Linked DNA regions of Homo sapiens: region 2 is linked to region 1. Evidence: chromatin loops called from intact Hi-C (ENCODE). Cell type or tissue: B cell. All regions are shown on one strand.

Region 1 (8,000 bases):
AGACTCGGCCTTTGGACTCTAACTGCAGTGCCTCCCTGGGTCTCCAACTTTGCTGGCCTACTCTACAGAGTTTGGACTTGCCAGTCTCCATAGTCATTTTAAGGGCTAACTCCTTAAAATCAATCAATCTCTCTCACATCTATACACTTTTTACTTTTTTTTTTTAAAGTAGGTTTTGCTATTTGCCCATGATGACCTCGAACTCCAGGACTCAAGTGATCCTCTTGCCTGCCTCAGCCTCATAAAGTGCTGGGATTATAGGCGCAAGCCTCCATGCTTGGCCTATATACATCTCATTGGTTCTGTTTCTCTGGAAAACCCTGGCTAATGCAGGAGAAGACAACTGTCACTGTTAGTGCCAACCTAGAGAACCCTGTTTCCTTGACAGTCTAGTCACCAAAACTGCGTGGCTTCTTCACAGCCCCCATCAGACCTGCTGTTTGTCCTGAAAAGGAAATGAGAGGACCACTATCCTCAACTCTGTGTCAAACTTGCTAGTTAGAGGTTGGGCTCAGTGGCTCACGCCTGTAATCCCAGCACTTTGGGAGGCCAAGACAGGTGGATCACTTGAGGCCAGGAGTTTGAGGCCAGCCTGGCCAAAATGGTGAAACCTTGTTTCTACTAAAAAAAATTCCAAAAAGTAGCCAGGCATGGTGGCACACGCCTGTAATCCTAGCTACTCAGGAGGCTGAGGCAGGAGAATTGCTTGAACCCAGGAGGCGGAGGTTGCAGTGAGCCAAGATCACACCACTGCCCTCCAGCCTGGGTGACAGAGTGAGTCTGTCTCAAAACAACAACAACAGCAACAAAAACTTGCTAGCTAGAGCCCTGAAGCAGCTAATAGATGATAAAAAACCATAATGCCTATGGAAAAAGGACTCATAAATAACTTAAAGACATTTGTTACTAAAATAAAAGCACAAAGATAGCAAACTAAATAAAAATATTACCAACAATATATATAGATTGAAAACTAGTAATATATAGTACTGGATATTTTTCCATTTTCCAGCTTTTACTACCTGAACAGTTTTCAGGATTTGCCTTCCCTATGGTTTTAAAAATGTGCTTCTAAATCATAGATAACACACATGCTAAAATGTTTTTTCTTCTTTTTCGGGGGGAGGGGACAGTGTCTTGCTCTGTCACCCAGGTTGGAATGCAGTAGTTGCAATAACAGCTCACTGCAGCCTCCACCTCCCAGGCTCAAGCAATCCTCCCGCCTCAGCTACCATAGTAGCTGGGACTCCTGGCGTGCACCACCATGTCCAGCTAAATTTTTGAATTTTTTTTGTAGAGATGGGGTCTCCCTATGTTGCCCAGGCTGGTTTTGAACTCCTGGACTCAAGTGAACCACCCCCCTCAGCCTCCCAAAGTGTTGGGATTACAGGTGCGAGCCCCTGTGCCTGGCCCTGTTTTTCCTTCTATGTCTGATTCTTCGTGCACATATTGCATGTGCTTTGTACTTTTTGGAATGGAGTTGTTGGTTGTCTTGCTTCTCATTTTTCTATTGTGGTCCCAGAGGTGTGGAAGAGCTTGAATAAAACAGTACCATCATCACCTATTATGTGAGGAAGGCATTATTATCCCTATGGTGCAGAAATGGAACTGAGGATCAGAGATGTCAAATAATTCTCTTAATGTCACTCAACTAGATTGTCCCAAAGCTGGCCCTAAGCCCAGGGCTGTGTGACTCCAAGTTGACATTGCCTTTTTGATTGAGATGCTTTGAGTAATTTTTATCGAATTGGCTTAATATAGCTGAGTAGTGATTTGCCAAATTTGTGCCACCACATAGAAGGTTATATAGGTCCTTATCCATAAACACTATAGCCTAATGTCTTTGCCTGTGCTGCCTGCTCCTCCCACAGGTGACCCTGTTTCTTCCCTTCCATCAACACAGCTGGCTGTTCCATGGCCCTTGGCTACCAGCTCTCAGCTTCCTTGATCTTTTCCAAGGCTTCAGTGCAAAGCATCAGCTTCTTCTCTGCCTTCTGTTGCATCTCAGTTTTCTATTCCCCACTCCTAGATAGCCCCTCCACAAATTTAAAAAACCTAATTATTCCTAACACAAATGAGTTTAAAGCATATGAAGCAAATTTCTCACAGTTGCAAATAAAGGCACTGTACTCATTAGTACAAGTGACAAAAATCCAACTCAATCAGCTTTATGGAGTTAATTGGTTCATGTACCTGGGAAGTCTGGGGGTGACCACCTTCAGGCATAGCTGTATCAAGTGGCTCAAACAATGATAAGAGGGCTCTGTCTTTTGACTTTGATTGACTTCACTCTCAAGCAGAATCTCTCCAATCTCTCCAACACGGCTGCAAGGACCCCTGTCTGGCATCTTCAGCCTCCTGTGTTCTTTAGATCTCTGCATCCTAGGGCAAGGGAGAAGGACACTTCCCTCCACCCCTACCCCTACCCTTAGCTCTCAAGCAAACTCCCTATAATGATTTTGATTCACTTTGCTTGGGTTGCATTATATCGCAGCAATGGGGTGGGGTCACACTGTTGGCAGCCTTGCCAACATCACACAAAATGGGTGAAGTGGTCATTACCTTCAGATAGAAAAACAGGAGACAGGCGAGGCGCGGTGGCTCATGCTGTAATCCCAGCACTTTGGGAGGCCGAGGTGGGCGGATCATCTGAGGTCCAGAGTTCGAGACCAGCCTGACCAACGTGGAGAAACCCCGTCTCTACTAAAAATACAAAATTAGCCGGGCGTGGTGGCACATGCCTGTAATCCCAACTACTCCGGAGGCTGAGGCAGGAGAATGGCTTGAACCCGGGAGGCGGAGGTTGCTATGAGCCGAGATTGCGCCATTGCACTCCAGCCTGGGCGACAAAAGCAAAACTCCATCTCCAAAAAAAAAAAAAAAAGAAAAAGAAAAACAGGAGACCAGAGTAACATTTCACCTCGTCATGAACTTTCCCTGAGGGACTCTCATGACAGCAGAAAGAGGAAGCACGTGTCCTCTATCTAACAACCACAACCACCATAGTCTCATTCAGCAAGATTGACCCCCACCTTCCAGTTGGCCTGGGTTGAACAGGTGCCCAGCATTAGATCCAGAAGCCAGGAGAAAACAGCCAGATGCAACAGGCACACCCAGTCCCTGAAGCCCTCACTGGTCCCAACTACCCCAGGCCCTACCAGAAGTATCTGTGGAGAGGAGGGATGGAGGCGTTCAGCCCCCTTCTCCACTCCTAGACCCCCAGAGCAACTTCAGGGACTCATTTCAATAAGTATATTCCCAATTTATTTCTTTTTTTTCTCCCAGATCTAAATGATCATCATGATGGTGATGGAGGAAGCAGTGATAATGATGATGATGATGTCATAAAACTAAAATTATTGAGCACTAAGTACTGGTCAAGATGCTTTAGATACATCAGTTCATCGAATCCTCTCAACAACCTTGTTTTACAGGTGAGCGTTTGAGGATGGGTGATAAGGTCTCGCTGTGTCCATATCCAAATCTCATCTTGAATTGTAGCTCCCGTAATTCCCATTTGTGGTGGGAGGGACCTGGTGGGAGATAATTGAATCATGGGGGTGGTTTCCCCCAACTGTTCTCGTGGTAGTGAATAAGTCTCACGAGATCTGATGGTTTTATAAGGGGAAACCCCTTTTGCTTGGCTTTCATTCTCCTTCCTGCCGTGTTTGCTTCCCCTTCCTCCATGGTTGTGAGTTTCCTGAGGCCTCCCCAGCCACACTGAACTTGAGTCAATTAAGCCTCTTTCCTTTATAAATTACCCATTCTGGGGTAGTGTCTTTGCAGCAATGTGAGAACGGACTAATACAATGGGGAAATTAAGAAATGTACCCAAGGTCACATCTGGTAAAGGAAGAATGGGGCTTTGCACTCAAGCAGTTTCTTAACCAGTCGTGAAGATTCTTGTTAGTGGGGCACTTATGATGTGCCACATGCTTTACGTGAATTATCTCCTTTAACTTTCACAGTGGCCCAACAATACAGTGCCTATTATCATCCTTGCTTCATGAAGAAGAACACGAGGTTTAGGAGGGTTCACCCTCTCAGTCAAAGTCCCTGAAGTGCAGAACTTGGCCAACCCCACAGTGGACTGGCTTCTGCTAGGCAGTTGGGAGCCACTGCCATCTCCAAACAGCAGGAAGAGATGCTCAAAGCTGTGCTTTTGAAAAATCAATCTGGCAGTAGTGGAGAAGATACACTGTCTTTTCTCAGCTCAGCATACCAGTTGGAAGGCCTAACCACAGAGCCAGCAGGCGGCAGAGCTGGGGGTTAGATCCCACATCTACCTGATTCCAGCACCCTTGCTCGAATCCCCCAAACCTAGCTGCTTGAGGCCAGATGAAGGCTTCCGGCTTCACAAGTGCCCTTCCCTCACTGCGGGTGCATTGGCACCTCACTTCCTTGCCACACTTCCTCTTGTTTTGAACCACTATATTGGCTCATCTCAGCAGCAGACAGTTCCTCTGAATAGAGTATGCCCTGAAAAGTCAAAATCTACCACCAGCTGGAGCTGGTAAGGCTGCAGTACTTCCTGTTGAATCGGGTCTTGGGGCCAGAAACCACATTGTTATTTATACCCGAAGCTCTTTATTCACGGTGCTTTACAAAACAAAGAAGGGGCAGCCCCCTGTCTTATGGAGCCAGCAGACCCCAGAGATACAGAAGACAACAGACAATAATAAGCCCTCTCCCCTCTCCTTAAGCTGTAACTTCCATCCTGCCTGACCAGTCCCTGCCACTGCCCCTTTGTTTCTTCTATTACCTTCCTCTGAGCAGTCTTATTATGGAAATAGACTCCTAATTAACACATCAGGTTTCCGCTTTTCCAAAAAGTCTCTGAAATTGGCCCGTTTCATGATGTTGTTCACTCCAAACACCCCCTGCTATCTTTATTTTGTTCTGCTTTTCATCCTGGCTTATATCATTTATTTCTTTGTATTGAAAGCTTGTCAACTCATGGGACCTGGCATGTATTAATTAGGAGGATGGTCTGGAGCCCGACACAGCTTGATGGAAAGCCAGTCTGAGGGGGGAATTAGGCAGAGAATCAGAAAGAAGCTGAACCAAGCAGCAGAGGGGTAGATGGCTTAAGACCATGACCCAAATTTCAGACCCAGGGTGACCGACTGTCAGCCTTCTGGGCTGGGATTCTTCCCTTAAGCTAAGACAGTCTTCACTTTGTGCCATAAAAGTGCACGTCAGGTCTCACCTCTGTGCCGTTTGCTCAATGTGTACCCCCCTGCCGGGATGCCCTTCTTTCTCTTTTCTACCTACTAAGCTCTGCTGCTTTTCAAGGCCAAAATGAAGTCCCATCTCCCATAAAAAGCCTTCCGCGGCTCCTCCAGTCCTGAGCAACCTCCATTTTCATGACACTCTTGCAGGATTTGTAGCACATAATTTAGGCCTTGCTTATGTAGTCTTCTTAATGAGAACTGTCTTAGTCTCTCCAGCCACGTCAGAGAGAAACAGAGTTCAGGAAGACATAGGTTGAATAAGAAAGAAGCTTGTTTGCCCCTCTGGGGACAGCAGGAGGAGAGGGACAAGCTCAGCAGGCCCGTGCGATTGCACAGAAGCTGGCCTCCAGCGTTGCCCAGACAATCCCCAGCTGTTTTTTAAAAACATTACCAAGTACACAAATCTCTGCTGTTACCAGCTGGCTAGAGTTGCCCATGTGAGAAGCAGCTCAACTGGAAACCAGTGTCTGCAAGTTGAAGGGCGTGTCCTTGGATTTTGGACTCATATCTGAAACATTTATTCCTTGTTCTGCCCACAGGTCTTAATACGCATGGGGAACACTGTATTGAGGGGCTCTGTGCCCTCTCCTGAAAATCCTTTGTCCATTTCTGAGTGTCCTTCCCTTGGCTTCTCTCTTTTTTTTTTTTTTTTTTTTGAGACAGAGCCTTGCTCTGTTGCCCAGGCTAGAGTGCAGTGGTGCGATCTCGGCTCACTGTAACCTCCGCCTTTCAGGTTCAAGCAATTCTCCTGCCTCAGCCTCCTGAGTAGCTGAGATTACAGGCATGCGCCACCACACCCAGCTAATTTTGTATTTTTAGTAGAGTCGGGGTTTCACCACGTTGGCCAGGCTGGTCTCAAACTCCTGGCCTCAGGTGATCCACCTACCTCAGCCTCCCAAAGTGCTGGCATTACAGGCGTGAGCCACCAAGACTGGCCCCTTCCCTTGGCTTCTATGCCTGCTTCTAATGACTCTCTTCTAAAGACTGGTGACAGATGTACCTGGAAATTTGGGTCCTCCCTAGGGGGCCATTGGCCAATGGCTGACTGGTGCAGAATATGAAAGCCCAGCTCTGGGGTGCCTGGAGTTGGGATACAATCAGAGGTGTAACTTACACTCCACTGCTTTTTGTAGAGCCATGCTGAGGCTGGGACTTGGCCTGAAGTGGCTGTCTTGCTGGGCTCCTTTCCCTTCCCCATCCAGCCTGTTCCTCCTCCCACCCCCTCATTTCCCCTGGAGCACTTCATTTATAAACTCTGGCATACTAGTCCCCATCTGCGAGACTGTGTCTGCGAGACCCTGACCTACCATAATGCATATGGCACATCTCTTCATTGGTAGTCAGCCCACCATCACCCCCCACAAGCCCATATTTTAAGGCCATTTTATAAATTCAAATGTTCCCTCCAATACAGTGAAAATCCATCCAGTCATGCTCAGGTGATGTGATGATAGACATCTAGTCAGAAACTTATTTTTATTTATGTTGGTTACAAATTAAAGTCATCATTCATCCTCCTAGCACAGTAGTATCTTGCCCCTCTGTGACTTTGGATGCTGCCAAGGTAGTCACGAATAGATTTCATTCATCTTTCTAGATCCTGTTTTCTTGATATTTGTAGCTCAAGAATGATTCTGCACCACTGGCCCTGCCCCAAATCCTCCTGATAGGCTACTCTGAGTAACCAAGCAAATGAGAAGATGACTTTCTGTCCCAGGCCACACAGATCACTAAACTCTAAGTTTATTAAAACCTCTCTCTAGACTGGGCACAGTGGCTCACGCCTGTAATCCCAGCACTTTGGGAGGCCAAGGCAGGTGGATCACTTGGGGTCAGGAATTTGAGACCAGCCTGGCCAACATGGTGAAACCCCACCTCTATTAAAAACACAAAAATTAGCCAGGAGTAGTGGTGGGTGCCTGTAATCCCAGCTACTTGAGAGGCTGAGGCAGGAGAATCGCTTAAACCCAGGAGGCAGAGGCAGGAGAATCGCTTAAACCTGGGAGGGGGAGGCAGGAGAATCGCTTAAACCTGGGAGGCGGAGGTCGCAGTGAGCCGAGCTCAAGATTGCACCATTGCACTCCAGTCTGGGTGACAGAGCAAGACTCCGTCTCAAAAAAAACAAAAACAAAACCAAAAATCTCTCTCTAAACCCACCAGCACACTGCTACCTTTGCTGCTGCTGTACATATTCTCTTTGAACCCCCATTCCCCACCCCCAAGCCCCAAACCAGGTCTTATAATTCTTTGCCCCTTCATAGTGCTCAGCACAGGGCCAGGGGCAAACTTGTCAAATTCATCAGTCACATGGGAAGTAAAAGTCACAACTTTGAACCAAGCCAGGTAAACAGGGTTTGTGCAAGAGTCAACCTATTCATGGGACCAAGTACATTTCCAAGCTAGAGACAAAATTGGCCACCGAAACATATTTTTCTGAAATGTAATTTCTCCAACTCCTTTAACTATCTGCCCTCAGGTGCATTTGGTTTTTCTTTCTAGCGCTATTGTTCTGCAACTTGATCCCTTTTTCTGCCTCTCTGAGAAATTCAAGTTTTCCTGAACTTAGGGTTTTTAGTACTTTAGATTTCTAAGAAAGGCAGTTTATTAGGAAACCTTGTGTTTACTCAAGTTTGCAGCAGGTCCCGGTTGGCCAGCAGGCTCAATGTGATTCCTTGAAATTCTGTTCCGGGCATGGACTCCCGGGAGCTAAATGTAACATTTAGTCATCAATAGGATAATTTAGGTTCATTCTTTCTACTTGCCTCC
Region 2 (8,000 bases), 530 kb before region 1:
GTAACTACAAGCAAGAGGGAGGGGGAGATAGAGCGAGAGAGAGAGAATGAATTAAGGAGGCAATGAAAATATACTATGGTACATGCTAGGACAGGGGGCCTAGAGGCAGAAAGGATGGAGACACCTAACCCAAACTAAGGGGTATTTGGGAAGGCTTCCTTCCTGTAGGAAGTGTCAACTAAACTGGAGTTCAAAGGCAGAAAAATGGCACATACAAAGACCTGGAAGTGATTTTTTAATGATGCAGAATGTGCTCAAGAACTAAAAGGCTGCTTTTGGACAGCACACAATCCTAGCAGAAATGAGATGTGTTTGGACTTTATCCTATGGGTAGTGGGAAAACCATTAAAGGGTTTTGAGCAGAGAAGTGCCCTGCGCTGCAGCAGCTGACAGCCAGGCTCTGCAAACCAACCTAGGTCTACATCTCATCTCTGTCAATTATTGATCGTGTCCCCTGAGCAAGCTACTTAAACTCCTTAAGTAAGATGGGGGACAAAAATGATATTTACCCAGGGTCTCTGGAGACTTAGCTGAGTTACGGAAGGCACGAGTATTTGGAAAATACATGTTGGTCATCAATATCGTCATCATCAACATGATCAACATCCACAGAGGAATCCTGAGGCGGCCTGTGCTTTCTCTACTTCAGAGGAGCTGAAAACCCATAAGGAACAGAATGGGACAGAAACCAGACCATGCTGGAAGAATGTAGCCATCTTCCTGGTGACAGAGTTGCTGGAAGAGCAACAGATGCTGTTATGGTGCTTCTGCTCCCCTTGTGCATAGCATGTCATATCAGAGCCACCCTTGCAGCAAAAACACCCAAAACACGTAAAGTTGGACAAAGATGAGGGAAGCCCTGGAACAGGAGCAGAGCAAATCCAAGTTAGGGAGCGCAAGTTCTTCTTAACCCTAGCATGGTTGTCAAGCCATCTGCCAATCAAGGAAGAAAAGCACCCCTGGGGAGAGTGTGGCATGACAGAGTCCTCTGCCCAAATACTCAGAACATGTAAGCATCAGGCGCATGGCCAGCAGAGAGGAAAACTAGGAAAGGAAGCCAGTCGTCACCAAGTTCCTACTGGAGACCACGTTCTTTGGATGTTCCTTGTCTCACGGAACCCTCAGGGATGAGGTATACTGCAGTGGTTAAGAGTGTGAGCTCTGAGCCACACAGCCTCAGTTTGGCCTTGCCCCGTTACTGGCTCTGTGGCCTTGGCCTAGTGCCTTCACCTTCCTGGGTCTCCATTTCCTCACTGGTGAAGGAGGCTTAAACATACCTTGCAGGATTGCTCTGGGGATGAAATAAGATAAGCTAGGTCAACGGCTTAGCTCAGTGGCTGGCTCGTTATGTAAGCTCATCATCGTCATCGTCACCGTCATCCTTCTGCCATCCTATATCACCTCTCCAGCATCCTCTTACTAATGATCTACAAGGATAGGGCTGAAAGGGGTCCGGACATGGGGAAATACTTTCAGCCCATTATGCTTTTTGTAGTTATTCCTAACTGCATTTACCTATTAAAACATCTTCCTGATTAATGAACAGCATTCACTTCAAAGAGAATCTCATGGACAAAGCTCTCTTGCAGCATTAATAGGCTTTCCCTGAGCTATTTCCTGAACCTCACAAGACTCCTGGCATGTAGACTCAGCTCTTCCTCTGAATCCTGCAGCTTGTTCTCAAATGAGCTGCAACTAAATGCTGCCTCTGCCAACCCTGGCACTTCTCCGTCCTCATCATTGGCAGTCTTCTCCATGGAGAGATGGCGGATGTGCTCGTGTTTGCTCACCAGCTGCCAGAAGCCAGCTGTGACACTTAACTATACCCCTGTCTTTCTCCTTTCTGTCCCCATCCCCAAGTGTCAGGAACGTGGCTTCTGAAGAACAAGTCACAGCCAGTCTAAAATGGCTCTGTTAGAGAAAGGCATTCTGAGGCCCACAGTTCACTACTCTACATTAGGAAGCTCGGTGGGAACATGAGTCCATTCTTCAGCCTTTTCTCTACCAGCAAATCTACTCTTTCCCTTCCTTTTACTCTGTTTCCCTCAGAGCATATTAAGACACCGAAAGACCAAAACCTTTACAGCCAATCTGACGCACCTGATGTACTGAAGTGCACTGGCCTCCAGCTATGTAAGACATCAAAAGGGCTGGACGTTGAAAGTCAACTTCTTCCTCGGATTTGTGGCTCTCTCCAGACAAGGCCCAGGCCTCTAGCATCATCCTTGCAGGTTAGGCCAGTTACGTATTTATCTTTTAGATGAGAGAATACCCACCCCTGAGGCTCTCAGGATGAGGGACATTGGCGCCACACTTCCCCACACTTGCCATCAGCCACGTTCTCTGCAGTTAGAGAGGGACTCTTAAGCTTTCTGGTTTTAACTAGCAAGAGGGCAACCTTCACACATAAGAAGAGAGCCAAACAGAGCAGCACTGCTCATTGTAGATGCTATGTTCTAAATGGGATAACGCAATCCTGAGAATCTTAAAAAGAAAAAAGTCTAAGGTCCAAGACAAACTCCTCCACGCTACATTGTCCCTCAGCACTTCCCCAGCTCCCCTCCTGAGGCTTAGCTTCCTTGGTTTTTCACAACTTCTAAAATTAACCTCTGAGCTCTTGCCGCTGCCTTTGGAGGGCAGCCCTGGCTAACTCTCTCAGAGGCCATAAGCTGAGCAGCAGGTGATTCCGCTAATCCTTCCCTTTCCTAAAGTCAGCCTTTCCACCTGCTTACTTGGAAGCACACTGGGGAGGGGGCTGGCACGGGGAGACACAGCCTATTTCCTAGTTGTCTTCCCTCTGCTGTGCCTGGTGTGTCTGACATACATCCCAGTTCCAGGCAGGGGGAGGAACGCCTTCCCCCAATCCCTCCCCTTCCCTCGTTCCATTTTGTTGTTTTGTTTATTATCTAGTTTGTCTCTGGGAACCTTCCAACCAGGGATTATATAAGCCTTTGAAGATGAGTAATGGAGATCTGGCTTCTCCTGACTAACAAGTCCTCCATTGGGGTTAAAGCTGACTCACGGGGCTTGTCAAACGGGAACTGCAAAGCAGGTACTGAAGGAGATACTAGAAGCTGGAATGAATCTACATAGCCATTTTGAGGGTGGAGAGGGTGGGGTAGGCAGATGGATTTGACTGGAGCATAATCCAAAGTCCAGGGGGTAATGAGCCAGCCATGTCCCATGCTGACTGTTCTGAAGGCAGCATCCTATAGAGCGCGTGAGACATGGTGGCTCTCCTTGCAGAATGTTTCCTATGCTGCAAACGGGCAAAGTCTAAAAGGGCTAATGTCACATGCACAGCGGATGCTGCCAGGAGGACAAAATGTTGTAGCCTGAGGTTTTTATTAGGTGCACACTGCCGCTGCACTGCAAGTGAAGCATTAGACTGAAATGAGAGGTGGAGGGACCCCTAGGGACTCCAGCCCAAGCAAGACATGGTGTGCTGGGCTCCCTTGGGGCAACACGGACCCTCCAATGATAAAGAGGCTTGCTCTGCCTGGGGCTCTCACCAGAGTCTGAGCCATTTCCTTTGTGCAACCTAGTCAGCTTCAGACCCTGGACTGTGGCCAGTCTGCCGGCCTTGAGCTACCTTTACAGATGCTGAGCAAGGGTAGGAGGAAGAGAAAAGATCTAAGTGGCTGCCATCTGGTGACCTGGAGTGGCTATGAAGGGTGAGGACAAAGGAAAAGCCTTCCAGCTATCCAGGCCAGCCTCTATCTGCTGGGAGCAGAACAGCAGCAGAGACTAGGTTGGTGGCCCCCATGCAAGCAGGGGCATCTAGCAGCCCAAGAGGTGAAAACAAGGGGCTATAAATAGCACCGCACGAGGAAGCTCTATCAACAGAGCCCAGCCATAGCACCAGCCCACGGGGGAATACAGGCAGGCTCTGCGCAGACAGGAAATGTGTTGCTCTCCGAAGCCACACTCTCCACTCATGGGCAGTGGCAGGACCCCTCAACCTAGAGAAGACCTGGGATATATCCACACTGGGACACAGGCACACAAACACCCCTACATAGGCTGCCCACACACCATCACTGTGGCTGGCTGGCTGTTGCCTTTAACCATTTTTGCACAGGAATAGCCTCTCACTTTTTCCAGGCCTTGGGCGATGCCGGCAGGGCAGGGGATGACTGCCTAATCATTCTGCCTGTAATGCTTCTCCCTTAAGAAGGCAAAGGACTGCCTCAAATCCCAAGGCAAATAACGTTATGCAATATAAAATGAAAAGAAAGGTGGCGGGGGTAGGGGGCACGGAGAAAGAGTGAAGCCAGAAAGAGCTAACCACAAGCTGCAGATACATTCCTCTGGTTGGGTTTATGGGGAGGATGGGCCAGCTGGCTTCCCAAGTGCACAGAGAAGACGCTCCATGCATCTTCACTCCCTTGCTAAGGAACTGCTCCAATCCTTGGGGTCCTTACAACCTGCTCCTTGACTGTACTTGCCCTTGACCTCCAGGGCATTGAACCAGGGCTGGCGGTCAGATGGGACGGTGAATGCAAAGGTAGACTCCCTACTTTCTGCCCAGTCTTCACATTTACTTCTCTGTTATTCCTGTCCATGAGCGTCTCCTTCTGTGACCTTTGTAGGCACCCCGGGTTCTTTCCTTCCACTGTCTTGGAGCCCCGTTCTTGGCCTGGGGCTTTCATGAAGGCTGTGGCTGGATTTCTCACACAGCGGTAATAGCCTTCTAAAAAAAAGCCTTCTAAAAATGAGCCTACAGCTTCAAAACATGAACACTGAGCTTGTAAAACTCAAATTCAGCATTTCAATGTAAATAGGACCGTGGCTACCCTGGAAAAAGAAGTATTTACAGTCTGAGTATTACAGAGTTGGAGAGGGGAGGCGAACACTGAAAACAACTCACTTGTCAACTCATCAGGAGAAGCCTTTTTCCTTTCCTACCTATGCTCAAGAATCCAGTAATCATGGACGTTTATGGAAGCTGCTGAGGATCTGTGAAGGATCAATCAGTCCCCTTGCCTGGCTTGGTTTCATTTCAAAGATATTCCAGGCTCCAGCAGGCCTGCTTCACCAGACTCTTCTCCAAAATGGCAGCTTGGTGATGAGGTCCCAGAAGAGACAGAAATTTCTAAAAATGGGTACTGCTCCGGTCCATTACGTTTAAGCTGGCCCCATATAGCCTCTTCTAGCAGAAGGTCATGGTCCCATTTTCCCTCTGAACTTCAGCAACCAGCTGGAAGTATTTTTGTGAAACTAATGATCACTGTGTAGTGGCTGGGTGCAAAGGAAGGTGCTCGAATCTTACATGGCTCTGATGAAATCAGTATGTTTCCACTGGGTTGAGTTATGCAACTTAATTTTAGAAATCTTTTCAGCCTGGAACTTGATTACAATCTGGTCTGTACTTTTCCTGCAATGCCATCTAAGAATGGAAGTTTATTTAAAAAAAAAAATTTAAAAACATATACATTTCTCTGAAATATGAAACATCATTTAAAAACCACACTCCAGGTTAACTGCTAGTTATAGAGCTAGGCCAGTGACACATCTGCTTAGCAGTGGTGTTTGCATGTCAGAGGTGTAGGCAGCCCAACATTGCAATGGCTGGAGGTCTGAGTTTGGAAAGAGAGAATCAGAACTCTAGACTGTTCGGAACAGGTAATGGCAGCTCCAGGCAGAGGAACAAGTCTCCCTGAGAATGCTCAGCTGAATTTCTTGGGTCTTTTAAAATAGGAACAAATAAGAAAGGTTGGAGTCAAATATCCTAAAGTTGTCAGGAAGGCTGGGACAAGCAGAGGGGCTATGACGGATGGCCTGGAACTCCACGTAGTCCAATACTAACAAAAGGCACCTGTTTTGGGTCTGAGGATGGATGTTTTCCTGTGTGAAGTAGCATCCACTCCAAAGGCAGGGACTTCCCACTGCTCAGCAAGCCATGTGGCCCTCAGAGAGCCAGAACCCAAAATGAGCTGAAGGCCTAGCCATAAGAAGGAGATAGGTGAGTGCCAGCCCCTAAGCGGTGGTGTTGTAGTGGCGTCTGCTGCTTCATGTCACTATTTCCTCACTACCGTGTTTCATCAGTAAGAGGCTGTAACACAGCAATGTCCTAACAACAAGCTGAGCAGACCTTGGTAAACCAGCTGTCTGTGTGTTCAACAGGGTTCTAGCTGGGTATGGGATGTGGGCACTGGTACTGACCTCGAGTGGGGAGAAGGAAGGGACAGATATCTTTGTTTGAAGTCACTCTTCATCCCTTGGGAAGAGATCTTTCTAAAACCATGGTAGACTATCTCCAGAGATGGTAAAAACCTCAGGTGGTGAGAAGAGAAGTCTCAGTAAGGAAATGTTGTCTCAAACTTGACATTGTTGAAGGCCAACAAAAAGAAGGTGAGGATGGGAGTCCTGCTTAGCTAAACAGCCCTACCCTGCTATCTGGGGCAGCCTGGGAGGCTGGATAGAAATGGTCCAAGCTGGTAGCGTGGTTTCATTTCAAAGATATTCCAGGCTCCAACAGGCCTATTTCACTAGACTCTTCTCCAAAATGGCAGCCTGGCGATGAGGTCCCAGAAGAGAAAGAAATTTCTAAAAATGGGTACTGCTCAGGTCCATTAGGGTTAAGTTGACCCCATGTAGCCTCTTCTAGGAGAAACTACAAACTCACAGGAACAATACCTGCAGGAGCAAGGAAGGCCTCTTCACTGGGACTCATTAAAGGATCTGTTTCCCTTTCCCCAAGTCTTAAGTCCTGAAATTATATAAGAACTTTCTCATCTTGGAAACACACCTATGCATTCATTCATACATATGCATGGCTGCATGTTTATATGCATATGCATGTAATCATGCACTTATGTAGCTTTTAAAGTGATTCTATAAGGGAAGTTCTACTTTAGCATTAGTTCTTCCTATGACCTGGTGTATAAATGAGAAGGTTAAGTTCACAAACTATGGTGCTGTAGGCTATAGAAATATCTACTCACAACCTGCTTGTATCTCAGGGGGAGTATTCAAAAGCATCATGGCACTGGCAGCATCAATGTCAGGATCTGGAAAAATCAACCAATAAATAACATTATTTACAACGGGGCCGGTGTGTGTGTGTGTTTTTCCCCCTGCAAGTTACAGTTTATGAATGCAACAGAGAAAAAAAAAATATCCAGCAACTGGATGAGCTATCCCAAAGGCGACTTTCTTCCCAGTGGGATTTGAGAAGAAGAAAAGGTATTCTAGAATGAGATTTAAGGATCATGTTAGTAAATTTTTCATCACACAAGCATGGTTTCTTCTCATTTTGTTAATTTTATAATTTGCACTGTATGTTCCTGATAAATTGCTGATCTATGCACCCCCACAGCTTTTACCGTGGGGTGAGGAGCAGGAGAGTCAGTGACAATAGGAAGTTCAGCCATATGAATCTTTAATGAACTGGGGAAAGCTCACAGCATCAAGAAAGCATTAAATACACCTGCATCTAGTGAGATACAAACAAGACATGTGGTCATTTCCATTTGTCAGCAGAATGTAAATTGTGTTTCACGAGGTTATGTGTTTGTAACAGTGGTGTGGATGTGGTGAAGGCATTAAAAAAAAGCACTTAAAATATAAAGAAAAAAGTAAAGTTGTCATGTTGAGGGCACAATGTTTGCTTCCACTTCTATTATTGCTTTTAATATGGGTAAAAAAAAAATACTCATCACTCCATTGCTATAATTCTTAATAGGTTTCTGAATCCTTACTGATCCACCAGTTGACAGATGGCAGGTTATATAGAGACAGAGAAAAATATTATCCTTTTATAACTAAATTCATTTTCCTCTGAGAAACAGCAGCTCTGCTGCTATGGAAATGAAGGTCACCATGGCAACAGTAAACAACCCCCAAGAATGGTCACTGAATAGGCTGAAAAGAACATCTGCCCCAGCGCAGCGTCCCAGCTGCCCTGGGGCGAAATTCACTAATAGTGCGGTGATGCCGCGTGACAGAAGCTGCCGCCTGTGCCCTGTCCAAATAAATGAAGTGTGCAATTGAAGTCG

Evidence for each region. Peaks named below come from ENCODE experiments on the same cell type or tissue, not always from the same donor. Only the 100,000 strongest peaks of a DNase experiment are listed, where the experiment ranks them.
Region 2: a loop joins it to region 1, with 7 times the contacts of the local background. A loop is called at or near these places in 3 of 110 quality-filtered maps.

The regions. Positions count from the first base shown.
Region 1 is chr14:89,716,567-89,724,566 of GRCh38, forward strand. No RefSeq gene overlaps it. Among named protein-coding and RNA genes, the nearest start is that of FOXN3-AS2, 140 kb to the left of the region's middle. In B cell, no CTCF peak of the experiment used is centred here; DNase peaks (open chromatin) are centred at 2,995, 3,565, 4,455, 5,485 and 1 weaker place; H3K4me3 peaks cover 2,776 bases; H3K27ac peaks cover 3,543 bases.
Region 2 is chr14:89,183,437-89,191,436 of GRCh38, forward strand. All of the region lies in intron 4 of FOXN3 (forkhead box N3), which reads right to left. Among named protein-coding and RNA genes, the nearest start is that of FOXN3-AS3, 160 kb to the right of the region's middle. RefSeq lists a silencer at 4,918-5,102. In B cell, no CTCF peak of the experiment used is centred here; DNase peaks (open chromatin) are centred at 3,505 and 3,835; H3K4me3 peaks cover 1,150 bases; H3K27ac peaks cover 3,828 bases.